Linked DNA regions of Homo sapiens: region 1 is linked to region 2. A link is a contact called in ENCODE Hi-C or POLR2A ChIA-PET data. All regions are on one chromosome and are shown on one strand. Each heading gives the region's core, a stretch centred on a gene start or an enhancer-like site at or near the end of the contact. The rest is flanking DNA. Distances are from core to core; before and after follow the strand shown.

Region 1 (6,105 bases), core at 952-3,451, 1.7 Mb before region 2:
CTCACTGCAGCCTAAAACTCCTGGCCTGAAGTGATCCTCCTGCCTCAACCTCCCAAAATGCTAGGACTACAGGTGTAAGTCACCACGTCTGGTCAATAATTATTTAATAAATGGTAACTGCAGAATTAATAACAACCGATGACAGTGGTAGTGAGTTATGTCCATATTTTACTCCAAATAAATAAGCCAAAATAAAATCGGGATAGTCATCAGAGAATGAAATATGAAATGAAATTGTACAAAACTAGCAGAAAAAAGACTATCAGATGGGCAGCAGAAAGCTCACTTTGTCAGCACTGAAGCAATTAAAACATTAGAATGACACACTGAACATTAGAATAAAACAAGAAAGAACAACAGGCTAGAAAATATTTGCATCAATGACGACAAAGAAGTAATATCTGTAACATAAAAAAATGCTTGTTCAAAGTTAGAAGAGGTTCAAGTCCCCAGAAGATGGATATGAATAGATTATTCACAGGAGAGGGAATGCATATAGTAAATGCATGGAAAAACATTCATTTTTGAATGTTGTGTCACCTAAGAAATGCTAAGTAACCTTGAACTAGCAATAGACTATTAAAGTAGGGGGGAAATGGCACTCAATGTTTATAAGTGTGTTAAACTCCTTACACTTGTTCCTTGGAGGCGGTAGAATAATTGGGGCAGCTCTTGGGAAAAATATGACGCTGTAAGCCAAGACCACTTGGCCATTCATAGCCTTCTACCTGGGAGCCTTTCCACTCCCAGGTATTTGTCCCAAGTGCAGAATTCAAGGATACGTTAGCAAACAACCGTAAAGAACCAAAAACATTAGGGGGCTGAGTGAATAGTTAAGGACACCTGCACACCTTAAAAATGAATCGTGAACAAATAAAAATGGTAGTGAAAGTAGTAACAAAAAAAGTGTGGTTGCAACTATACACAGTATATATATGTTTCATGTCGTGAAAAGTTGCATTTCTTTGTAACAATATGGATTACTGTATTCTTTTTAGATTTTTCTTTCTCCGGTTGTCATATTGTTTTTTCAGTGGTGCTAAAAAAAATCTGGATTCAAATCCAGCCAGCAGCGTGACTTTGAGCAAGTTTGTGAAGTGGGATATTTCTCAGAGCGGTTGAGGGAGGTGGCTTGAGCTCGCACCTGGCACACGGTGAGAACCCCAGACTTTCTTCTTGCTGTGGGGGCGCCTCTGGGCCCTGTCCGATAACGCCTTTCACGGCCTGGGAGTCTGATCGGGAGCTCCCGGGTCTCGGTGGCGCGGGAACTCCCTTCTGGAGGGAACTTTCCGGAGCAGGTGGGCGGGTGTATGTCCCACGGGCACCTGCGCTCAGGAGGAGGGGGCGAGCTCGGGCAACGTAACCGCCCACGGTCACCTCGGGCTGCGGGGCCGACTTGAAGCCGCCTTCGAGGTTCTGATCCTTCCCGGGGCTCTGGGCTCGTTCGTCCCAATTCGCAGCTGTCCTGTGCCCCCTCGCTGCAGGAAGACTCAAGATTTACAGGGCGCCTCCTGCGGAAGCCTAGAGACATCGGGGGCGCCGAAGGGCCCGCGCCGGACTTCGCAGACAGGGGGCACTTGGGTGCCCTTTCAGGTCTCAGAGGGAGCGCCCGATCCCCGACGAGGGGCAGGCAAACGGGCGCAGTGCCCGCGGCGGCGGCACGCGCGCATCTGGGATCCGGCCGCTTCTCCGCTCATGCCATCTTGTCCGAGCCAGTCACGTGCGGGCGACAGCGGCGCGCTTCGCCGGGCCGGTACTCCAGGTCCGACCCGCGAACCCCTCTGGGATCCCCGCCGCTCTGTCTACAACCCGAGGTGAGGCGCAGGCTGGATCGGGGCTGGGCCAGGGCGGGCACTGGGTTCCCGGGGACGCGTCTCCTCTTCCGGGCCGTTCCGCTCGGGGCCACAGCGCCGTCGGGGGCCCGAGGCGCCGCCGCGTGTCCTGCGCCACGGCCTCGGGGCCGTCCGCGCCGAGTTGCTGGCTGGGGGCGTGGGTGGCCCGCGGCGCCGGACCCCCGGCACACCAGCCCGCGGAGTCCTTGCCTCCCGCGCGGCCCCAGCCAGGAGGGATGGCGCTGGGGCGGGAGCGGGGCAGCCGGGCCCGGGAGCTCCACGGGCGCGGCGCGAGGGGCGCAGGCTGCCTGGAGGACCGCGGAGCTGGGGGTGGGGGGGCGCGGGCGCATGCGCCCTGCGTCCGTGCCATATTGGAATGAGTCGGAGCGCGGAGCGCCGCCGCCGCCTCCGCCGGAGCGCGGGTGGAGGGGGGCGGGGAGAGCTGCCGGCCGCCCCGCTCCGCCGAACCCAGCAGGAAGGAGGGCGCGAGCGGGCGAGCGCGGGCAGCACGGGAGGAAAAAGCTTCCGCGCGGGGGAGCGAAAAGACGGAAAGAAAGAAAGAAAACGAGCGCGAGAGGGGGAAAAGCGAGCGATCGAGCGAGCGCGCGCGCGAAAACTCCGGGCAGGTAAAAAAGCGGGGCCACCGGCTGGGCCTTCCCGCGCGGCGGCCTGGAGGGGCGGCGGCGGCGCCGGGGCGGGGGACCGTACGGCGTCCCCTTCGAAGCGGCCGCGCAACTTTGCCAACGGGAAACCGCCGGGCGCCGGCGGGCGCGCGGGCTGAGGCGCCAACGGGCGGCGGCGGCGGCACGTTGGGGGCGGGGGCGGGGCGGGGGGAGCGCGGCGCCCGCGCGCGGCCCCGCGGTCCCGCGCGCCGGCCGGCCGGCTGCAGGGGCGCGCCTGGGCGCCTCGCCGCGGCGGAGAGCGGCGGCGGCCGTCAGCCCCTGGCAGGCAGCGCGGCGCGCGTCAGCCCGCGGGAGGCGTGAAAGGAAAGTGGCCGGGCGGCGGCAGTGGCGGGCGCCCAAGTTCCCCGGCGCGCCGGGCCCGCCGCGCGCCCCTCCCCGCGCGCGCCCCGCGCTCCGCCCGCCGAGCCCCCGCGGACCCGCCCCCCGGGCTCGCTCCGGGCGGGGCGCGAACCCGCAGCTGGGGCCGGGCGCGCGGCCGGTCGGAACTTCGGAGGGCCCGGGCGGTCGCTGCGCGGTGGCGGAGCGTCTAGTGGCCGCCGCAACCGGTGGCTCCGGGCCGCCGTTGTGAAGTGAGCGGGCCTCTCCCGCGCCGCGGCCCGCCGGGCACCGCCGCTGGACCCCGCGCCGACCCGGCAGCGCCCCGACCTGCCGCTCGGGAGGTCCGCGACCGTTTCGATTTCTGTTCCTAAAGTCCGATTTTGGACGCTGAAAAGGAGGCTGTGGAGGGGCGAGCGGCGTCCTGGGAAGCAAGGCCTGCTCTGTGCGGAGCAGAAACGCCTTGTGCGAACAGAAATAAATTCCCGCGGAAAGGATGTACGTTATGCTAAGTTTTTCACAAGATGTCAGCTGTTCCCGTAGGGTCTAAAACTAAGCCGGCAGGCACAGGTCACCCCCAGAGCTTGTGCTCAAGGAGTGGTGGACGCTTGGGTCAGGTGGGGGTGTTCCCAGCGGGTCGCCCGAAGCAGCACTGGTTGATGGTCCCAAGTGGTGTTTTTGAGTCCTGTTAGCAGTGATCTGTGTTTGAGAACCAAGTAACCATCAAAGAGATTCGAAAGGAAGTAAGATGGATTTTGTCAATCCCTGCGTATGTCTTCTCTTGAACCACATTTTCTAAGATGTCATTCTTAATTTTATTGCATCTGGGTAAAATGCCTGAACGTGTAATCATTAATTTGTCAACTGGCGAGAGGATGAAGGAAGATGTGTCTTCATGTGTACACTTTGAGGCCTGTTGACTAGCGTTTTGAGGCATTTGTTGAATTAGGCCGTAGGTAGATTCGGAGTTAAGATTTGTTTGCGATGTCAGAAAAGTTACGGCCTGGTAGAAACGGCCAGAGATCAGGAAACAGTTCTGTTATTACCGTTGTCATTGACTAACTGCCTTATCTTGGGCACATTTCTTACCCATTGTAGCTTTGATTTTCCTTATTTGCAACATTAAGATAAACAGATGATGTTTGGGGGTGCTTTCAGTTCGAAAATTCGGTGGCTTTCTTAACTGAAAGATTCTTAGAAATCACAGTGTATATTTTGAGAGGTACTACATAAAAGTGCTCGCAATGTGTGTCTTTATTAAAATTCATTTGGAAAAAACATCTTGGTAGCTAGATCCAGAATGGTTTTATATGATTATTTGAATAGATTTTTAACAATGTATTTTTATGGAGGTATGTATAACCTACCGAAAGATCTTAAGGGTACAATTCAATGACTTTTTATATATGTATATGCCCTGATAACCACACTCAGATCAAGATATGGAACATTTTCAGGCCTTGTATCCTTTCCATTCAGTAAACACATTCCCCCTCCCCAAGGCAACCACAATTCTGACTTCTGTCACCACAGATGAGTTTTGCCTCAAAACAGGACCCTTTTGAGGGTTAAAGGGGCAATACTAACAAACTGAGGATAGCTTGTATGTAAACTTGGAGTTATGGCCGTGTTGGCCATGACCCTTTGCTTTTATAATGATTCTTAGGGTTTTTGTAATCCAGAATAACTTAAAATTCTGTCCTGAGGAACTTCTTAGAAGGTCACTTTTCAGTGGGGGCAATACTTTGCAGGTTACGATTGGTAGTTCTTGGGAGTCCTTATGTTCACAGACAATGGTATTAATCTATGACTTCCCATTTTTAGAATATAGGTACTATATATTTGTAGACAACAGATTTGAAGAATGAATCATGAATTTTCCTAACAAGTTAGAGTTTAAGGTGTCAGTAGATGAATCAGTTTCTTAATGCCTAGAATTTGCTGAGAAAATTGAATGAAAATTGGTTTCTTAAAGTTAAGTGAATTAAGAATGTGTGCGTAAAGCTTTAACAACCTTTTCAATGACAGCAGTTGACTTATATATACAGGATAGTCAGCTGGTTTATCAAATCATTTAAAGTGCAACAATGAAAGCAAAAACAAAAGGTTAACTAAAAATTATGTCAGGTGTGATTAAAAAAATCAGCATGACTAAGATACCTTTTTTTTTTTATTAACCCTCTTTCTAGGAAGGTGGACTTTTAAATATTCTCCACTGAAGCAAATGCTGCAACAATTTGCATTTCCTTCACCAATGTCGTCTTGTGCCTTTTCTTGTTCCTACTGTAAAGGAGATGGGTTAGATGTTGTAAGTGAATTCTTATTTTGTTAGTTCCTAACAAAGGCTTGTGTTTTTTACTGCAAAGATATCTGTGTGATAAAAGTTGGGAATGTTCTAAGGCCTGTGGTGTAGGGATCCATGGGGAATAGTCCACAAAGTTAAAAGGTTTTCTTTTGTGAAATGATTTCGCTGAATAATTCTGTCTTTCCCGTGTTAAGCTAGCCAGCCAACTGACTGACCAGCAACTAAGCTGGATTTGGTCACTCCACCCAAGATTCACAGCCTCATTAGCCAAGAGAGTAATTGATGACTTAGCTATTATTGATACATTGTTTCTTTTTGTGGCTCTTTTTAAATTTCTTGACTTTTATGTGATCAGATTGTTTAATTTAAAATCTATTACATTTTTAAGAGAAGCAACTAAAGAGATACACGAGAAACAAAATACACAATGAAAGGGAATTTCCTTTTTTTGCTGTTTTGTTGTAAACTCAGATTTTTCCTTTTAAAAATGATTGCTGGCTAGGCACAGTGGCTCACGCCTATAATCCCAGCACTTTGGGAGGCTAGGCAAGAGGATCGCTTGAGACCAGGAGTTCGAGGCCAGCCTGGATGAAAGAAAAGGGAGACCCTGTGTCTCCAAAAAAATAAAAAAATTAGCCAGGCGCGGTGGTGGGCACCTATAGTCCCAGCTCTTCAGGAGGCTGAGGTGGGAGGATCCTTTGAGCCCAGGAGTTCGAGGCTGCAGTGAGCTATGATTGCACTGCTGCACTCCAGCCTGGGTAACAGAGTGACACTGTCTCAAAAAACAAACCAACCAACCCAGTATGATTTGCCTATCCATAATCTTCCTGCTTCTGTAGTATACTTTTGCTTTCACAGTGATACCTAGACTGGGTTTAGCTGTGGAATGGTGGTGTAGCAGCAGGTATCATTTAACTCTAAAGTCTGTAGAAAAGATGAACTATACAAACTTCATTGGCTTTTTATTTTG
Region 2 (6,063 bases), core at 728-3,227:
CCACTGCCCTTGGTCCTACTCCGTTCCTCATATGGTGAATGGGTTGTCCTCCCACGGTCACTGGAAAGGCTTCTCCGTTTCCGCCTCTCTTCCCAGGGCTTGGGCAAACCACGGTCTCCATCTGCCCCCCAACGCTCACCACTCCGGCTGCGCACTGAGCGACTGTAGCCCTCAAGGCTGTTTCGGCGGTCAGAGCTTTTACTGGGGCTGGTCCAGTCCCCTTCCAAAAAAGTCCGGTCTCGGTCTGAGTACAGAAGGTGTGGGGGCGTCCTGTCCCGCACCAGGTCGGCGTCCAGGTTGCGGTGCCGGGTGTATCCATCTGTGAGCAGCTCATAATGCACAGGGAGTGGCGAGGGCTGGTACTGCTGGGGGTACCGAGTCTCCTCTGCTTTGGCAAAATCCACGCGGAGCCTGCGGTCTGGTCCACCCAAGGGAAAACCCCTCATTTTAGCACAGGCGGCCTGGGCTGCGTCCAAGCTCTCGTACTGAATATAGGCAAAGCTATCTCCTTTGACGTGATCAATGGTCCGAATGCTCCCAAAGCGGTCAAACTCTCGGGCCAGAGCCGCCAGTGACGTGTTAGGTCCCAGGCCACCCACCCAGAGACGAGTGGTGGGGTTGGCCTTGCCATAGCCTATCTTAATGGGGTTGCGACCAATCACTCGGCCCGACATGGCCACCTTAGCCCTATGGGCCATGTCCAGGTTCTGGAACTTGAGGAAGGCATAGGCACCGCCCTGGCCACGGGCAGGCCTCTTGATGACCACCTCCTCGATGATGCCATATTTCTCGAAGGCCCTTCGCAGCTCCACCTCAGATACGCTGTGGTCCAGGTTACCAATGAAGAGGTTGCGCGTGGCCCGCTGGTCATCCTCGGGCATCAGGTCCTCCTCACACACAGCTGGGTAGCCATAGGGGCGCCCACGGTCGTCGTACAGCCCGTAGTAGTCCAGGGCCCGCTCCCGGGACAGTCCCACGGCGGCGGCAGCAGCGGCATCCAGGGCGAAGGCTGCGGCGGCGTGACGGGCACGGGGCTCCCGCAGGGGCGGGGCAGCGACGGGGGACAGCGAGCGCTGCTTGTACTGGTAGCCTCCGTGTAGCGGGAGGTAGCCGAGCGGGTCGGCGGGCGCGGGCGGCCCTGGGGGAGGCGTGGAAGCGGCGGCGCTGCTGCTGCTACTTCGCCGACTGCTCCCGCCGCCGCCACGCAGGTACACGGGCTCTACCTTGAGCGGGCGGTCGTAGAGCAGCAGCTGCCGGGCCAGGGCGTGCTGGCGGGCCTCGCGTGCGTCCTGTGGGTGCCGGAAATTCACGTAGGCCACACGGCCCAGCTCAGGCGTGTGCGACAGGCGGAGGCTGATCTCGCCGAAGCGCTTGAACTGGTGGAAGAGCCGGTCCTCGAGGTGCTCGGCGGGCAGCGCGGGGCTCAAGCTGCTGATGAGCAACGTCTTGTACTCAGGCGCGGCCGCGGATGAGCCGGGACACGCGGGCTCGGCCCCAGGCGGTGGCGGAGGCGGCGGCAGAGGAGACGCGCGGGGCGACATGCCGGAGGCGCCCGGGTCCCCCGAGGCCTTGCCGCCGCGTCCCCCGCCGCCAGCGCCGGAGCCCGAGGAGCGCCCGCTACTCGCGCGGTGATTCGCGTCCCCGGTGCCGCGGCCGTCGCGATGCCCGCCCCCGCCGCTTCCGCTGCCGCGGGGTTTGTCGCGGGCCCGCGCTGGAACCGGGTGCTTGGCGCCGCCAGAGGCCTTGTGCGCCGCCCGCCGCCCGCCCGCCTCCGCCTCCCGTTCGCGCTCCCGCGGACGCTTGGCGGACGATGACGAGCCGCGCCCGCTCGGGCTAGAGTCTCGCTCGCTCTGCCGCTTCATGGCGCTGGCGCGGCGGGCGGGCGGCCCGTAGGTTTCTCACAGCGGCGGCGGCGGAGGCGGCGGCCGAGGAGGCAGCGCCCCCGGCGCCGCCATCTTGGACAAAAGGACTCGGCGCGGCGGTGGCGGCGGGGCGGGGCGGGAGCGGCGCCGAGGGGCCGGGCATTGCGTTATCAAGGTGCGCCGTCCTGCCACGTGACTCTGCGGCGGGCGGAGCAAGACCCGCGCCGGGCCTGCCTCATCGCGCTGCGTCGCCCAGTGCCAGGTGACCCTGTGAGTGCTGGGTGAGTGGGACCGGCCGCGCGCTCTGGCGCCACCGCGCGGCCCGCATGGCCGATGCTTGAGGCTACGCGGAGTGTAGTGAACCCTGAGAGGCCGGCGAGACGACCTAACGCTTTGTGCTCCCAGCCGTGCTTTGCCGCTCTGGGTCCAGCTATCTCCTCTTGCAGGCACTGGAGCCCGCGCTGATTGGAGCAGGAGTGGCAGCTTCCATGGCCGTTGGGATCTGGGGCATTGACCCAGTCAGTGGTCTCTTTATGTAGTATCCCCTCAGTCCTAGGACTAGGCTTGAGCAAACCCCACATCACCCTCGTTGGCATCTCCTGCCTGGGATCCGGCGTTGACGGCGCCAAGGACTAATGCATGCCTATCCTTAGACCCTGCCCAGGACCCAAGGCCCACATTCTGCGCATTCTCCACGTGCAGGTTCACCTGCAGCAGTCCCCGAAAAGGCCGTGAGGACAATTGCTGTCACGCAGGTAATAACCGAAAGCAGAGACAAGCCTGCAGTTGCAGTTGATGGAGTTGGAATAGACTCTTTAACGCCACTCTTGGGTCCCACCCTCTTCTGTGGGCAGATAGCAGGCTGGAAAGGTAGGGCCGTAAGAGCCAAGGATGAAGAGGCCATATGCACAGATAGTGCCAGCAGTTATCACACCTTGCCACGCTGACCCCTCGCTGGCCAGTACCCTCCTGTTCATCACCTTCAGGACGACCTCTTCTCCCCAGGTGAGGTGAGGGAAAGGGTGCCCAGGTGCTCAAGCCCATTGAGGAAGCTTTCATTCTCCAAGGACAGTTGCTGGAGCCATGGTAGAACCTGACCCAATTTCTGGCACAGAATCCTTGCGATGGGGAAGAGCAGACCAAGTCATGCCCTCTTCGCACAAAGAGAAAGCAGCTCCTGGAGTAGCTCAGGCAGGTGCAGGGGGAAAGGTCTTGGAAGAAAGCAATGGGTTCCACAGCAGCAAGGCCTCCTACAGGCAAACTGAGCTTAGGAGACACAAGTGAAGTGATCTGAGGCAAGACCAATTACTTGGAAAGCACTGGTTCTTAGTCCGTCCTTTCAGGTGGTTTCTACAGGTGTCTTCATTGAGCCACAGCTCACACTAACAACTGGGTTTCCTAAGCACCAGTGCCACAGAGAGTGGCTTAAGAAGCAGACTCCAGCAAAACCCTGGACCTCAACTGTTAGACTAATCTAGGGTAAACAAAGGCAAAAGGCAGCTTCCCACTCCCTCTTTGTATAAGCTGACTCCTGCCAGACTTGCAAAAACTGGAACAGACATCAGAGGCTTGGAATGGACAAAAGAGCAAGTAGGTGGCCAGGCCAACAGCATCTTTATAGAGATGTCAGTGCTGACGTGCACTGATTGAAGATATCCTTGTGGAAAAACCACACTCCAGACACCCTGTCTTGCTTGTACTGAGCCACAATATAAGGCCCTCCAATGTATCCCAGACTCACTCCTCCTAGAGCTGTGGCCTCCAGCTCTCTTGGGCGGGTAAGACAGATACTGTATCAAGGGGCAGGGTATCAAGCGCAGCACCCCCCGCCCCCGCCACCTCCTTTCTGCTGAGTGCCTGCTGCCCTCTAGTGGTACACACCCACACACATCAGCTGGCCCCAGCCCCTATGTCCTGCTCTGGTATTTTCAGCACTGGTGGGTTGAGAGATAAATGGGAATGAATAACCCCCCAAACTCTGCAACTGGAAAGCAGAAACTGGTAGGAGCCTCCTGGGGCAAAACCCCATTTTGGTATTCACTATAATTCTGCAAGGACAGCTAGAAATTTTTTTTCTTTAATAAAAAAATCCCAGACACACTTTGAAGTCCTAGAGTACACCAGCAACAGAAGGAAGGGAATCCCCTCATGGGGGTACTGTAGGGCCAGCATCATCAGGAAAGCTCCAGGCTTCACATCTGATACAGTATTGTCAGGAGCCCACTTAAAAAATAAATTACAAAAAGGCTGTTTTGGGAGTAAGCAGTTGAACTGTTTTTTCCCCCTCAGGTGCAACAGAGATTGAGCAGACTACAAATCGGTCCGTGCACTGGCTGCCTTGGGGGCATATTTAGGCATCAGTTCATTTATCTTCCGGATGTAGTCAGACTTTTCTGCACAGCCTTTGCATGTCTCCCCCCAGTCATCCAGAATCTTCTTCAGCTCTTTAACTCGGAGCTTCTTCAGGTCCACTGTGCTCAGGTCGATCTGCTTGTCTGGAGGAGAGAGCAGGGAGAGTCACTGACTGGGTGGAGCACCTGCAGTCCCCCAGTAGTCCCAGAGTATGTCACTCCCTGAACGGCCAAACCAGCCCTACTGGTTTCAGAGGAAGAGACATTTCCAGACACATTTACAGGCATGTCAGTGCCTACTGCCCCCACAAGAGGGAACTAGCCTCTTCACCAGGAAGGCTGGCTACATATTATGTCTACTACAGATATGCAGCGTGAACAAGGATAGGGACAGAGGCCACACTGTCCTTATAGGAGAAACATGGTTCCCATCTTCCAAGTGCCTCTGACATAGTCACCACATACTAACAACTCCAGGCTGGTGCCAAAGAGCAGCCCTGCTCAGGCCTTTGAGTTAGGAACTTACTCTCCATGACCACAGTGACCTGGAGCCAACTGGACCTGTACCAGGAAGACGCAAGTAGGTGAACACAGGTCCTTGGCCATTCAAGTTTTTCAGAAGAGGCCCTGACTGTTTCTGAAGACTGGGACTATGTACACCAGAGACCCAGTCAGCAAGAGAGATGCTGTAGTTCCTAACTCTTGGGCTTGCATGCTTGGACATAGTGTTTCTTTTCAGAATAGTAAAAATCACTGGGGCTTCAGAGCTTGCAGCCAGAACCAGCCTGTTAAACCCAAGTCGTACTATGTCCCTTCTCTGCTGAAAAACTCCTAATGCTCCTAACTTCACGCAGATTAAAAGCCCTCACCAGCCTGCAATGCTCTCTGACTTGCCATGCCACTGGACACCTTTATCCTGCCTGTATCCTCTTCCATTAGCTGGCCTCTTGGCTAATCCTCACCTCCTTCAAAGTTTGCTGAAATATCACTTCTTCAATAAGGCCTATTCTGACCTCCACCCACTTCCATGCCAGAGCCCTCCAGCATTTAGCACCATCTGTCATACAATACAACCCACTCATGACTCTAGCTCATCATTTTCCTCTCCCAGATGGGAAACAAACCCAGAAGGTGCACAGCATTCATTAAGAAAGGACTAGGCATACTCACCATACTTAAGCTCACATATCTGGCTGTCCTTCTTCTTAAGCTTCTCACAGATCTTCTCCACAGGGATGTGGTGGGCCAGAGGCTTTGATACCTCATTGATGATTTTGGTGGCTGCATCATCTGTGGCCCCGATATAGTAGCACTGGAGCAATAAAGGACAATGGCCTTCAGGAGGTGCTTGAGAGCCATCTCCTCCAAACATACTGACACCTTGAAACATCATCTCTCTGTAGGGCCTTACTTGTGTTTTGAGATAGGGCTCCCTGTCACCCAGGCTGGAATGCAGTGGCATGATCACGGCTCCCTGCAGCTTCAATCTGTTGGGTGGTGATCCTCCCCTCTCAGCCACCCTAGTAGCTGGGTCTACCGGTGTGGGCCACCACACCCAGCTAACTAAAACAATTTTTTTTTTTTTTTGAGATAAAGTTTTGCTCTGTCACCCAGGCTGGAGTGCAGTGGCGCAATCTTGGCTCGGCTCACTGCAACCTCCGCCTCCCAGGTTCAAGCAATTCTCCCTGCCTCAGCCTCCTGAGCAGCTGGGATTACAGGCGCCTGTCACCATGCCTGGCTAATTTTTGTATTTTTTAGTAGAGATAGAGTTTTGCCATGTTGGCCAGGCTGGTCTTGAACTCCTGACCTCAGGTGATCCACCCACCTCGGTCTCCCAAAGTGCTGAGATT

What was found. A loop is a pair of places that touch in the nucleus more often than their neighbours do. ChIA-PET counts read pairs that join two places held with the same protein, here RNA polymerase II (POLR2A). Pooled maps may share reads with other maps.
Region 1: a loop to region 2 is called in a map of naive thymus-derived CD4-positive, alpha-beta T cell, with 7 times the contacts of the local background. The contact joins the promoter of SFMBT1 here to the promoter of RBM15B in region 2. A Hi-C loop is called at or near these places in 1 of 168 maps with a recorded cell type or tissue (naive thymus-derived CD4-positive, alpha-beta T cell) and 8 of 50 pooled maps. POLR2A ChIA-PET finds 5 or more read pairs at or near these places in 1 of 52 experiments (T-cell).

The regions. Positions count from the first base shown.
Region 1 is chr3:53,042,169-53,048,273 of GRCh38, reverse strand. It overlaps SFMBT1 (Scm like with four mbt domains 1), which reads left to right and starts at 2,201. Exons shown (of 21, transcript NM_016329.4): 1 at 2,201-2,458. RefSeq lists enhancers at 884-1,383, 1,384-1,885 and silencers at 1,873-1,982, 2,033-2,352, 2,453-2,512, 2,873-3,162.
Region 2 is chr3:51,387,199-51,393,261 of GRCh38, reverse strand. RBM15B (RNA binding motif protein 15B) reads right to left here and starts at 1,977. Exons shown (of 1, transcript NM_013286.5): 1 at 1-1,977. The coding sequence starts at 1,862. It overlaps MANF (mesencephalic astrocyte derived neurotrophic factor), which reads right to left. Exons shown (of 4, transcript NM_006010.6): 3 at 5,384-5,525; 4 at 3,865-4,357. The coding sequence ends at 4,173. RefSeq lists enhancers at 1-468, 2,454-2,503 and silencers at 1,364-1,423, 1,534-1,613, 1,654-2,133.